Regions from separate parts of the Homo sapiens genome. Here all the other regions are linked to region 2. Evidence: chromatin contacts called from ENCODE Hi-C or POLR2A ChIA-PET data. All regions are on one chromosome and are shown on one strand. The core of a region is the stretch at or near the end of the contact, and the rest is flanking DNA. Distances in the headings are between cores, read along the strand shown.

Evidence for each region. A loop is a pair of places that touch in the nucleus more often than their neighbours do. ChIA-PET counts read pairs that join two places held with the same protein, here RNA polymerase II (POLR2A). Pooled maps may share reads with other maps.
Region 1: a loop to region 2 is called in a map of chondrocyte, with 2.4 times the contacts of the local background. The contact joins the enhancer-like site here to the promoter of LINC01091 in region 2. A Hi-C loop is called at or near these places in 15 of 168 maps with a recorded cell type or tissue (adrenal gland, chondrocyte, colonic mucosa and 6 more) and 7 of 50 pooled maps. POLR2A ChIA-PET finds 5 or more read pairs at or near these places in 5 of 52 experiments (H1, HepG2, T-cell and 2 more).
Region 3: a loop to region 2 is called in a pooled map, with 3 times the contacts of the local background. The contact joins the enhancer-like site here to the promoter of LINC01091 in region 2. A Hi-C loop is called at or near these places in 1 of 37 single-sample maps with no recorded cell type and 3 of 50 pooled maps. POLR2A ChIA-PET finds 5 or more read pairs at or near these places in 2 of 52 experiments (BJ and activated T-cell).

What each region holds. Positions count from the first base shown.
Region 1 is chr4:123,416,572-123,419,868 of GRCh38, reverse strand. No RefSeq gene overlaps it. Among named protein-coding and RNA genes, the nearest start is that of SPRY1, 21 kb to the right of the region's middle. RefSeq lists an enhancer at 1,005-1,562. Within about 2 kb of position 1,273, at least 12 of the 41 ENCODE cell types and tissues checked have a DNase peak (open chromatin) inside an H3K27ac peak, as active enhancers do.
Region 2 is chr4:123,648,185-123,651,664 of GRCh38, reverse strand. It overlaps LINC01091 (long intergenic non-protein coding RNA 1091), which reads right to left and starts at 1,674. Exons shown (of 6, transcript NR_027105.3): 1 at 1,336-1,674.
Region 3 is chr4:123,448,533-123,451,885 of GRCh38, reverse strand. No RefSeq gene overlaps it. Among named protein-coding and RNA genes, the nearest start is that of SPRY1, 53 kb to the right of the region's middle. Within about 2 kb of position 2,010, at least 5 of the 41 ENCODE cell types and tissues checked have a DNase peak (open chromatin) inside an H3K27ac peak, as active enhancers do.

The DNA.
Region 1 (3,297 bases), core at 24-2,523, 230 kb after region 2:
TACTCATTTTTTCCAAAGAATGTGGGAAAGCGATTGCCATAATCTCCTTAAGGACAAGGTCTCCATCATCCTTCCACCTCTAGTGCTGGGGCCAGGATGTGGGGCAGAGTAGGTGCTTGGTAACTGTTGAGGATTTAATGAATCAATCAATCAGTACTCCTACACACCTACCTTGTCACAGGTGGACACAATATGTTTCACAGAGAAGAGTGGTCTAAAAATATTTATTCCAAGTATTAAGGTAAACACCCTATCACTACCCAAGACACAATAAAAGGGCAATAAAACATTGTTTTCTACACGTTAAGCACCTGAAATCTTTTTTTTTTTAATTTGAGTTGGAGTTTCACTCTTGTTGCCCAGGCACTTTTGTTGCCAGGCTGGAGTGCAATGGCGTGATCTCGGCTCACTGCAACCTCTGCCCCGCTGGCTCAAGAGATTCTCCTGTCTCAACCTCCCAAGTAGCTGGGATTACAGGTGCCCGCCACCACGCCCAGCTAATTTTTGTATTTTTAGTAGAGATGGGGTTTCACCATGTTGGCCAGGCTGGTCTCGAACTCCAGACCTCAGGTGATCCACCCGCCTTGGCCTCCCAAAGTGCTGGGATTACAGGCATGAACCACAGTGCCCAGTCCCTAAAACCATTTCATAAGAATATTTGTGGCTAATGATTAAATGTAATGGGAAATAAAGCCTTTTTAAGCTGAAGCTATTTTAACAAACAGGAGAATTCTAGAGTTGAATTATGTGTAAAACACAAAAAGACCTTGAATAAATGTCAACAAGTTATGAAAATTGTTCACCTCATAAAACATATAGATTTACAGCCTGAGTCAAAATGCATGGCTTAAAATGACGCTGTTTCTCTAGCATCTTCCAGGGAGTGCTTTCTTGGTTACTCTTCAGTGTTTTAATAATACTCTTTTTTCTTCTGCTTTTTAAAACTTTTGTGCTGTCAGATATATATGATACTCCATGCCACCTTGCTAATGCTAAGACAGCTATTGTATCCATAAAACCACTGCACAGTGTCTAAATCAGGAGCTGAATATGTTCTTCTACCTTTTATCGGCTCTAAAAAATGCAGAGCAAACATTATCTATTGTTAATTACCTGTAAAGTAGGGCTTTAGCCACTTCCCCTGTTTCTAAGAGCCCTGAAGTGAAACCTAAAAGAAGTCACCCATTGTTTTCAATTGTGCAAGGGCCAGGAGCAAACAGGGCTCAAATTGCAGCTCTGAAAGGCCACAGGAAATTGGCATACCACTAATCTGCACTCAACTATTCAAAGAAACAAAGCCTGCATTCCTGCTGAAAAACTCACCAGCAGAAACCCAAGGCAGATCTGTTCAGTAAGGACCACAGAATAAATCTGCAGAAATAAAAGTTTTTAATTAGAGTGCCATGAGACCTGGCTCTAGTTTCCTAGCTCTGAGAGTAACACACATCGTTTAGATTTCTACGTAGTCTTCCCAATTTTCTCCAAAATGAGACTACATAATTAGAATCCTTCCTGTTTAATGATGTCAGCAGGGATGGGGTTGGAGGAGATAATAAGAGGTCAACTGTTCACTATAGATAGCTGAGTTATAATAAACTAGAGTACTGAAATAATAAAAATGTAAGGGGATTTAAATTTACTTTTGTGTATTTGGGCTTTAAACATTCCCTGTAAACACAACAACGTTGTTTCTAAAGCATAGGAGTTGAATACAGTTAAGAAATTGGCCAGATTATCTTTCATATGGAACAGAGCAATTTAAAATGAGCTTCCTATAACATTCAAGTATGAAAATAAGGATTGTTTTTTTCAACTGGATATTCCATCACAGCAAAAGTCATGAGCCAAACCCTGATGCTTCAGCTGGTTTGGCCCATCTGCTTGATCTTACATAGTGAGAGCAGAATGAACTAACAGAATCAGGGAGTTTAGGTTCTAGTCCTAACTTTATCAATAAATGTGAAAATCATAATCCTCCCTGTGTTAGATTTTATCTGCAAAACTAGGCTAATAACTTGGCCCCTCTTTCACTCGTAAGTATGTCAAAAGCCCAATATGTTATAACCTAGGTACTTACAGAAAATGTGTGCAATATACAATCTGAGATATTACTGTATTTACTAATAATAGTGCTTTGAGTGATAGATTCCATAATATTATAGATCTATCCCCAAGACCATTCAAAAGTATTTACAGCCATAGTACATATGAAAAAAAAGAATGTTTTGAGGGGTTTCATGCCTATGCCAAGTTCAGCAAGAAGAGTAAACAATAGTTTAGTATCCAGGAGAAAGAGCATTAGCATCTAAGAAGCTGGGAAGGGCCCTGGCATTTTTTTTTTTTTTACTTTTTTAATTACTCTTAAGGATACTTTGGACGCTTAACAGAGAAGACCAAGTGGTTTGCATTATCAATAACTAAAAATACATTAGTAAAATGAAGGAGGAGTTGATTCCAGGCATTTCCATGTCAGGCCTATCTATTTGGGATGTTATAGAAAGGATGCATTATTATATCCCGTGAGAGGTGAGCCAATTCCACAGCCTTGAACATCTGTCTCCTCTAGTGCCAGAGGTTTTACTGCCACAATTCTTAAAATTAGTCTCCCCTGGAAACCTTAACATGATCAATGATATTACTGAAATTCTCTGCAGCAGATAATTACATATCTTTTTTAGAATTCTATTTACTAGTATTTGCTAGACAAAAATGACTTTAGGCAGGAGACACATCATGTCAGAATATATATTTTATTAATGCAGTGAATGGCCCTCTGGCCAGAAAAACAGAAGCCAAATATGGGCTTTTATGACTCGATTGTAAAATGCAGGGAAAAATATCAATGAATATTTATTGAGTGCCTACTATGGGCAAAGCACCTTAGGAGTACAGGTAAATCTACAACATAAACCCAGTCTGAAAGAATTATAATATGGAAGGGAGACAAGACATAAACACTAAAAACTCAACATTAAAAGTAATGATCAGTTTACAGAATGTTGTTACTAAAGAATTTCTGAGAGAGATTATTTTGCCATGATCCAGTCAGAAAAGTAGGATTTAAACCTTGTTGCAAAGAATAGGATTGAAAAGGCAAAGACAGTGTCTCAGGTCTGGAGTTGAAGGTGTGTTGCAGGGACAGAGAGCGAACCAATTCCACTGGATAGAAGATTTATGTTTCAGAAAAGTAGGAAAGAAGGGTGAAAGGGCAGGGTAGGAGTCTGAAAGCGCAGCCACAAATACGCAGTGCATGAGTTTTAACTTAATCCTAGACTTAATGTAAAGAGTGACTGCAGG
Region 2 (3,480 bases), core at 425-2,924:
TGAACCCTCAGGGCTTTTGAGTTTGTGACCCTCCTTTTCTCCATGGCATCCAATGTAGTCAAATTAGAAGGGTAAAATGTTCTCAACTTCATAAATATACAGTGTGTCAAAAACTATAAGAAAGAATGTAACTTGTACCTTTTCCTCAATGGTTTCTTCCTGGGGATGACCCAGAGATTGTGAGGGTTTGGAGAACAGCCTAGGGCCTTCAATTAAAATAGTTTTGTCTTTGGTTACTACCGGAATAAACCTGTAAGCAGACAGCTGTTTCATGCCAGCTGAAATTCTAGTCTTGGGTGGGATGGCAGAGGTTTATGACTTCAGATGAGAAACAGGCAGGAACAGATTATATTCTTATGCCAAGTTTCTCTCTTTATTGCCATGGAAGCAAGAAGAGCAATGCAGAACATGGAAAGCTTTGCTAGAGCAGTGTTTCACTCAGACTTTCTGCAAGACATCAGGAGCTGCTCGAGATTTTGCAAACACATTTATGGGAAAATCATGGCTATAGAAAAGCTCCTAAAATTAAAACAGAGCTGGAAAAGAATAAAGATCATTGCATTTGTCTTTAAACTCAGAAGCAGAACCCCTGGGATTTAGCATTGTATAACAACACTGGAAACATTATTAACATTAATAAATAAACATCTGGATTGACTTGCAGTCTAAATTTAAGTGTCCTAAATATTTTGGCTCAATTATAACTATACTGCTTTTTTCTAAATTCTCAAATGTTTCTTCTGTCCTTAGCTTATATTTCATTTTCTTCTAACTCTTTTAACTCGAATCTTTAAATGGACCTTGTTGTATAAATGTTTAAGCACCAAATGTCTATATAAGGATATGGAATTGATATTGATTTCAGATTTCATATTTGTACAATCTGGGTTCTTTACATACTTATAGGCTTTTAATTGGAATTACATAATCACACCATTTGTTTATCTTTATTTCATATAATGCTTTCTGTTATATATAATTTCAAGAGTGCCAAAATTTACCAACAAAGTTTTAGTTGAGCTAAAATTAAACCTGCATGCTATTATGAAGCTATCTGTTATTTCCATTTTTAAATATAAAATTAGCCAGAGTTAGCCCAGTTTGGGATAGTATTAGGGAGAACCCATAAAATATGGTGACATAAACCACATTATGCCATAATCATGGCCAAGTTTCACTTGAATTCTCAAATGTATTCAAAAAGCAAGAGTAAAGGTCAGCAAAACACATCTTCACCAAGAAAAGTGCAGTAAAACGAATGCCAAATTAAATGGGCCAGCTACAGAGAATTCTACCCATAAACACAATGCTTATACTTAATCTGTTTCTCACCACCTTCATTTGAGAACGCTGGTCTCAGGTCCCTGGGCTGCTGTTCCTGCCTTGAGCTTTTTTGTCGTTGCAAGCCACGGGGTTGCTATGCAAAGTCCCAACGCATGGAACCAGAGTTAATCATTCACAGGCCTTTTTGCCTGAAATAAGATGCTTTTCATTTCCCTTGGCTTATGTGAATAATGAAAAAAGAAAACAAACAAAGGAGATAACTGCACAATGTTAAAAGATAATCCCTTAGCATAACTATTGTCTAGAAGGCTGAGCACCGTAGTCAGGCAAAAATCCAGTCTGCATTCAGTGACTACACTGACATTTATTTATAAGAGATTATGCCGTGACAGAGCTTCAAGTCATTTAGAAATGCTCCCATTCCCCAAGGCCTTCGTTATATTTATATGCAGGAGCCCATATTATTTTTCCTGGTGTTATGGCAACAAGGATTTCAGTGTTTACAGAGCTATCAAGTTCTGACAAGCCAAGCCGGGGACTTTGCATCACTGGCTTGCATTAAAATGGAGCGCAGGACCTGGAGAGCTGAGCTGAAGCTCAGCTGTCTGAACAACTAATACCTGAGCAGAAGAGGGTTAGGAAGCAGGCAAACGGTGCTAATCAACTCACAGAGCCACTTTCCCCCAAGGGAATTTGCCCTCATGATCCTGCGGTTTAAGAAATATATTACAAAATACGCTGAACCTAGGAAGTCATATTAAACTCAAAAGAAAAACAAAACCCAAATTCCTACTACAATTTTGTACTCTGCGTGGATGTTTTAAAGCTGTGTTGAGTATCGTACATTAGAGTCCTTTATTAGGCCTCTGGAGTAGAGAAAGGGGAAATGAAAATGCAGTGGGTGAAGAAAGGGCAGAACAAATACTCTCTCTGTGCCCACCTTTGGTTTTTAACTACACAATGGAGATCAGCCCAGCTTACGTTCACACCTAATTTAACCACTGCCCAGGGCCCAGTAGTTTCTAGCATACTCCAGCTCTGAAGCTAATTACTGCAGGAAGCTGGTTATGAAAATGTCCCAGAAATATCTGTATCTCACAGACAAAATTATTTTGAGAACTTGCCACCTGCTCCACGAAAATAAATATATGGAAGCAGGACCTTGCGCTCCATGGTTTTCTACATTGAAGTTGTTTTCTGGAGTTGGCCCAAACTCCTCCATATTCTCTGACTAGAGACAGAGCTAGAAATCATTTAAAAAAAAAAAAAAGTCCTTCCAAACATACTCTTTGGACATCTTGGTTCTAGATGGAGCAGGAAATAAAAGCCACAAGCTTAACCTCTGATACAATAAGCTACCACCTTCCAGTTCTAGATTTGGGCCTGGGAAATAATCAAGTCAGAGTAAAATGAAACAAGGAGTTCTAACCACATTTCTTTTTCTTCTTTTTCTTTCTCTCTTTATTTTCTTTCCTTTATATATGTGTGTTCATAAGGGTATTGGTACTCATTTGGTTATAAAAGTGTCACACTGAATTGTAGAATGAACTTCACACACGTCTAAATCCTTTTCAGTTTTTTTGAGATAGGGTCTCCCATTGGCAGTGCAATCATGGCTCACTGCTGCCTCAACCTCCCAGGCTCAAGTGATCTTCCCATCTCAATCTCCCAGGTAACTAGGATTACAGGCAAATGCCACCATGCCTGGGTAATTTTTTGTATTTTTTTGTAGAGACAGGGTCTCACTATGTTGCCCAGGCTGGTCTAGAACTCCTGGGTTCAAGTGATATGCCTGCCTCAGCCTGGGATTACAGGCATGAGATACCACACCCAGCTAATTTTTTTTTTTAATTGAGGTTTTGTTCTGTTTTAAGGATAAATAGCAAGAAATATGCAGATTTCCTAATGCTTAAGGTGAACATTTCAACAAATAATGAACTGAGACTTGCCAGGTACCGTAGACATGTGGAAAAAAGTTTTATTTACACAGTATACACTTTTAAGTCATATAAAATAATTTTTAATGGCAGAAAAGGTAGTAACAATAATTACACTAAATGTCTCTGAATGTCTTTCTTAGTAAACTAGAGCTATATAAGAAAATAGCTAGAAATGGGTGAGTGTGATCTCCTGGATTTTCCCCTTGGAAAAGACCAGTATTGACAGGGCCGCTTCACAAGACTCACTGGGAAGCCT
Region 3 (3,353 bases), core at 761-3,260, 200 kb after region 2:
GGGTCTTGCTCTGTCACCCAGGCTGGAATGCAGTGGTGTGATCAGGGCTCACTGCAGTCTCAATCTCCTGGGCTCAACTGATCCTCCCACCTCAGCCCCACTAGTAGCTGGGACCACAGGTGTGAACCACCATGCCCAGCTAATTTTAAAATTTTTTTTGTAGTCAATGTATTGCCCAGGCTGGTCTCAAATTCCTGAGCTCAAGCCATCCTCTGGTTTTGGTCTCCCAAAGTATTGGGATTACAGGAGTGAGCCATGACCAGGCCAAATGAAATTTAAAATCAACTTTAAGCTCTCAAAATTTGCCACTTGTGAATAGCAGACTAAAAAAACAAAAATAAAACCTCATTCTCCCTATGACAATGGAAACCCAAATGCCTAGCATCACCAAAATATATTAACATCTTAAATACCTAATTTATTATTTAAGGCATAACTCAGATACCAAAGGAATATAGTGTTCTGGTAAAAATAAGATCTTAATAATTTAGGCCAATAAAGGAGCCTACCAGCTTGACTAAGTACAATGGCGCATTATTTTACTACAGTACTGTTGTTCTAATTTATTCAGCATCTACATATGCAGACCTTAAAGGTGTTTTAATGTATAGCAAGTGTAACTTCCTAACTTTTTAGAGTTTGGTTGATTTGGATATATCTTTAAAGGTCATTGGTTTAGTGAATAAAATAGTATCTCATTTATCTAGTAGTATCAGAAATAAGATATTTCAATTTTGTATATTTTGAGAGAACTCTTTCTAAATCTAAATCTAAAGTGACCTACACACTTCCCTACCTTGTTAAGGAAAGTGAACATAATTTAATTTTCCTGATGGCTCAGAGATTTCCTCATGAGCCTCCATCCCTACACAATTTCACTACAATGGCTGTAGGACCCAGAGCAGGTAGGCTGCTTTTCCCTTACATAACACCATGTATGTATGTGATATTACACAGTTCACAGAATTGTTATGAACACATCAGTGCATTTAATTTGTATTAAGTGGTTCCAGACTGCCATACTTTTTAGTTTCTTCAGCAGTTTTTCTACGTTCTAATTTGCTTTCAGATTGTTTGGCTGTCACTGCTTGCAGCTAATAGTGCCTCCTTTGGGTTCCTCCCTACAGATTTCTAATTATCAGTCTCCAGTTTCATATAACTTAAATAGGAGATAGGCAGATGTGTTAAAACTGTCTCTAAAATAGGCTGGGCATAGTGGCCCATGCCTATAATCCCAGAACTTTGGGAGGATAAGGAGGGAGGATCACATGAGGCCAAGAGTTTGAGAACAGCCTGGGCAACCCAGCAAGACCCCATCTCTGTAAAACAGTAAAATTACCCAGGTGTGGTGGCATGCCCTTGTAGACCCAGCTACTCAGAGGCTGAGGCAGGAAAATTCCTTGAGCCCAGGAATTTGAGGCTGTAGTGAGCTATGGTCTCATCACTGCACTCTAGCCTGGACCACAGAGTAAGACCTTGTCTCTAAAACAAACAAACAAACAAACAAACAAAATTATCTCTAAGTGAACTTAGAGTTGAAGTGAAGCTTTGGGAAATTCTATAAATATTAATGTTCATAAGCCATGGCACGTGGATTTTCTGATAGCCCTTTAGTCTTCACAAAGCCAGTATTCTTAAAGCTATTAATCATATTCCATCCATCCATCCAAATAATACTTACATGCAGAGTGCCTCCCAGAGTCAGAAACTAATATATAACAGGATTACAATGATTAATAAAACAAATATGGTCATTACCCTAATGGAATGTACAATTTAGGAGAGAGAAAGGCAATAAACAAGTGAACAAGCAAATAAACACTTAACTGCAACCCTGGTATGTATGTTCTCATTGTGATTATAGTAACCACAAATCCCCAACATGATCACTGTAGTATAATTACCTTCTATTTATACTGCTTAGTACTTCGTGGCATTTTCATGTTAACCACAAAAGTTAGGAAGTGAAAGCCTTGACAAACAGGAAACTAAGATTCAGAGAACTTTATAAGGTCAGTGGTCCAACCAGAGCTTGAACAAAGTAAATCTGATTCCCCCAACCCCCATCTTGTGTTCTTTCCATTTGATGAAAGGACATAGCTTGGAACAAGCTCCATAGAGGAGCTATCTTTCCTTCACTATCCCTAGGTTTTATCACCTACAAAGCCCACCGCAATCTTTCGAGGCTGGTTCATTAACAATTTGACAAGTTTGTATTCGTTCTTTAAAAATTCGACCTCTACCCAGCAAGTTATTGAATACCCTTAGCAAAGTCACTCAATAAACAATGATAGTGGTTAGAATAGGTTCTCATGGGAGATAAGGTTTCATTTCAGGGATGTTTTCTTTCAGTCACCAGTAAAATATCTGAGCAGCACCATCTTGCAGAACAAGATACAAGGCACTCAGAGGGGCAAGGCAGTAAAGACATTTTAGTGATTTTAATTAAGAAGGTAGTGAATTTTAGTCGTGAATACCACAAAGGAGGGGTAGCAGAGGAAAAGGACAAAGAACAAGGACCAGGACTTGGAAGTCATCAGCATTAATAGGTTATAGAAAGTACAGTGCTCAAGAAAGACCCCTGTGAATGTGTGAGCTGAGTTATATAAAGAGGCAGAGACCCTGGTGCTGGTAGGACCAAAGTCACATGCCTGAAGACCAAGAGATCTGAGATTGTGCCAGCAAAAGAATTTCAAGAACTTCAGAGAGCCACATTTCAGTCAAGGGAATTAAACTCAAATTTTAGGGTGGCATAGGTGAAATTAAATATTAGTAAATATTGGCAAATATAATAATTCAACAAATGTCTTGTTTATTTAATGACAAAACAAATATCCAGTTAACTGAAGACAGCCATTGCCATATGATAGTTTACCATGGCTTTATTTATTTATTATTATTATTTTGAGTTGGAGTTTCACTCCTCCACCTATTGTGTTCAAGCGATTCTCCTACCTCAGCCTCCCAAGCAGCTAGGATTACAGGAAAGTGCCACCACGCCCAGCTAATTTTGTTGTTTTAGTAAAGATGGGGTTTTGCCATGTTGGCCAGGCTGGTCTCGAACTCTTGACCTCAGGTGATCCACCCGTCTCAGCCTCCAAAAGCACTGGGATTACAGGTGTGAGCCACCACACCCAATCAACTTTCAATAAATTTTTAAGAAAATATTTTAATGGTCTTCCTAATTAAAAGAATCTGACCAGGCGCTGTGGCTGTAATGTAATCCCAATTCTTTGGCATGTCAAGGCGAGCAGATCACTTGAGGCCAAGAGTTCGAGACCAGCCTGGCCAACACAGTGAAACTCCTTCTCTACCAAAAATACAAAAATTAGCCAAGCGTGCTGGCACGTGCC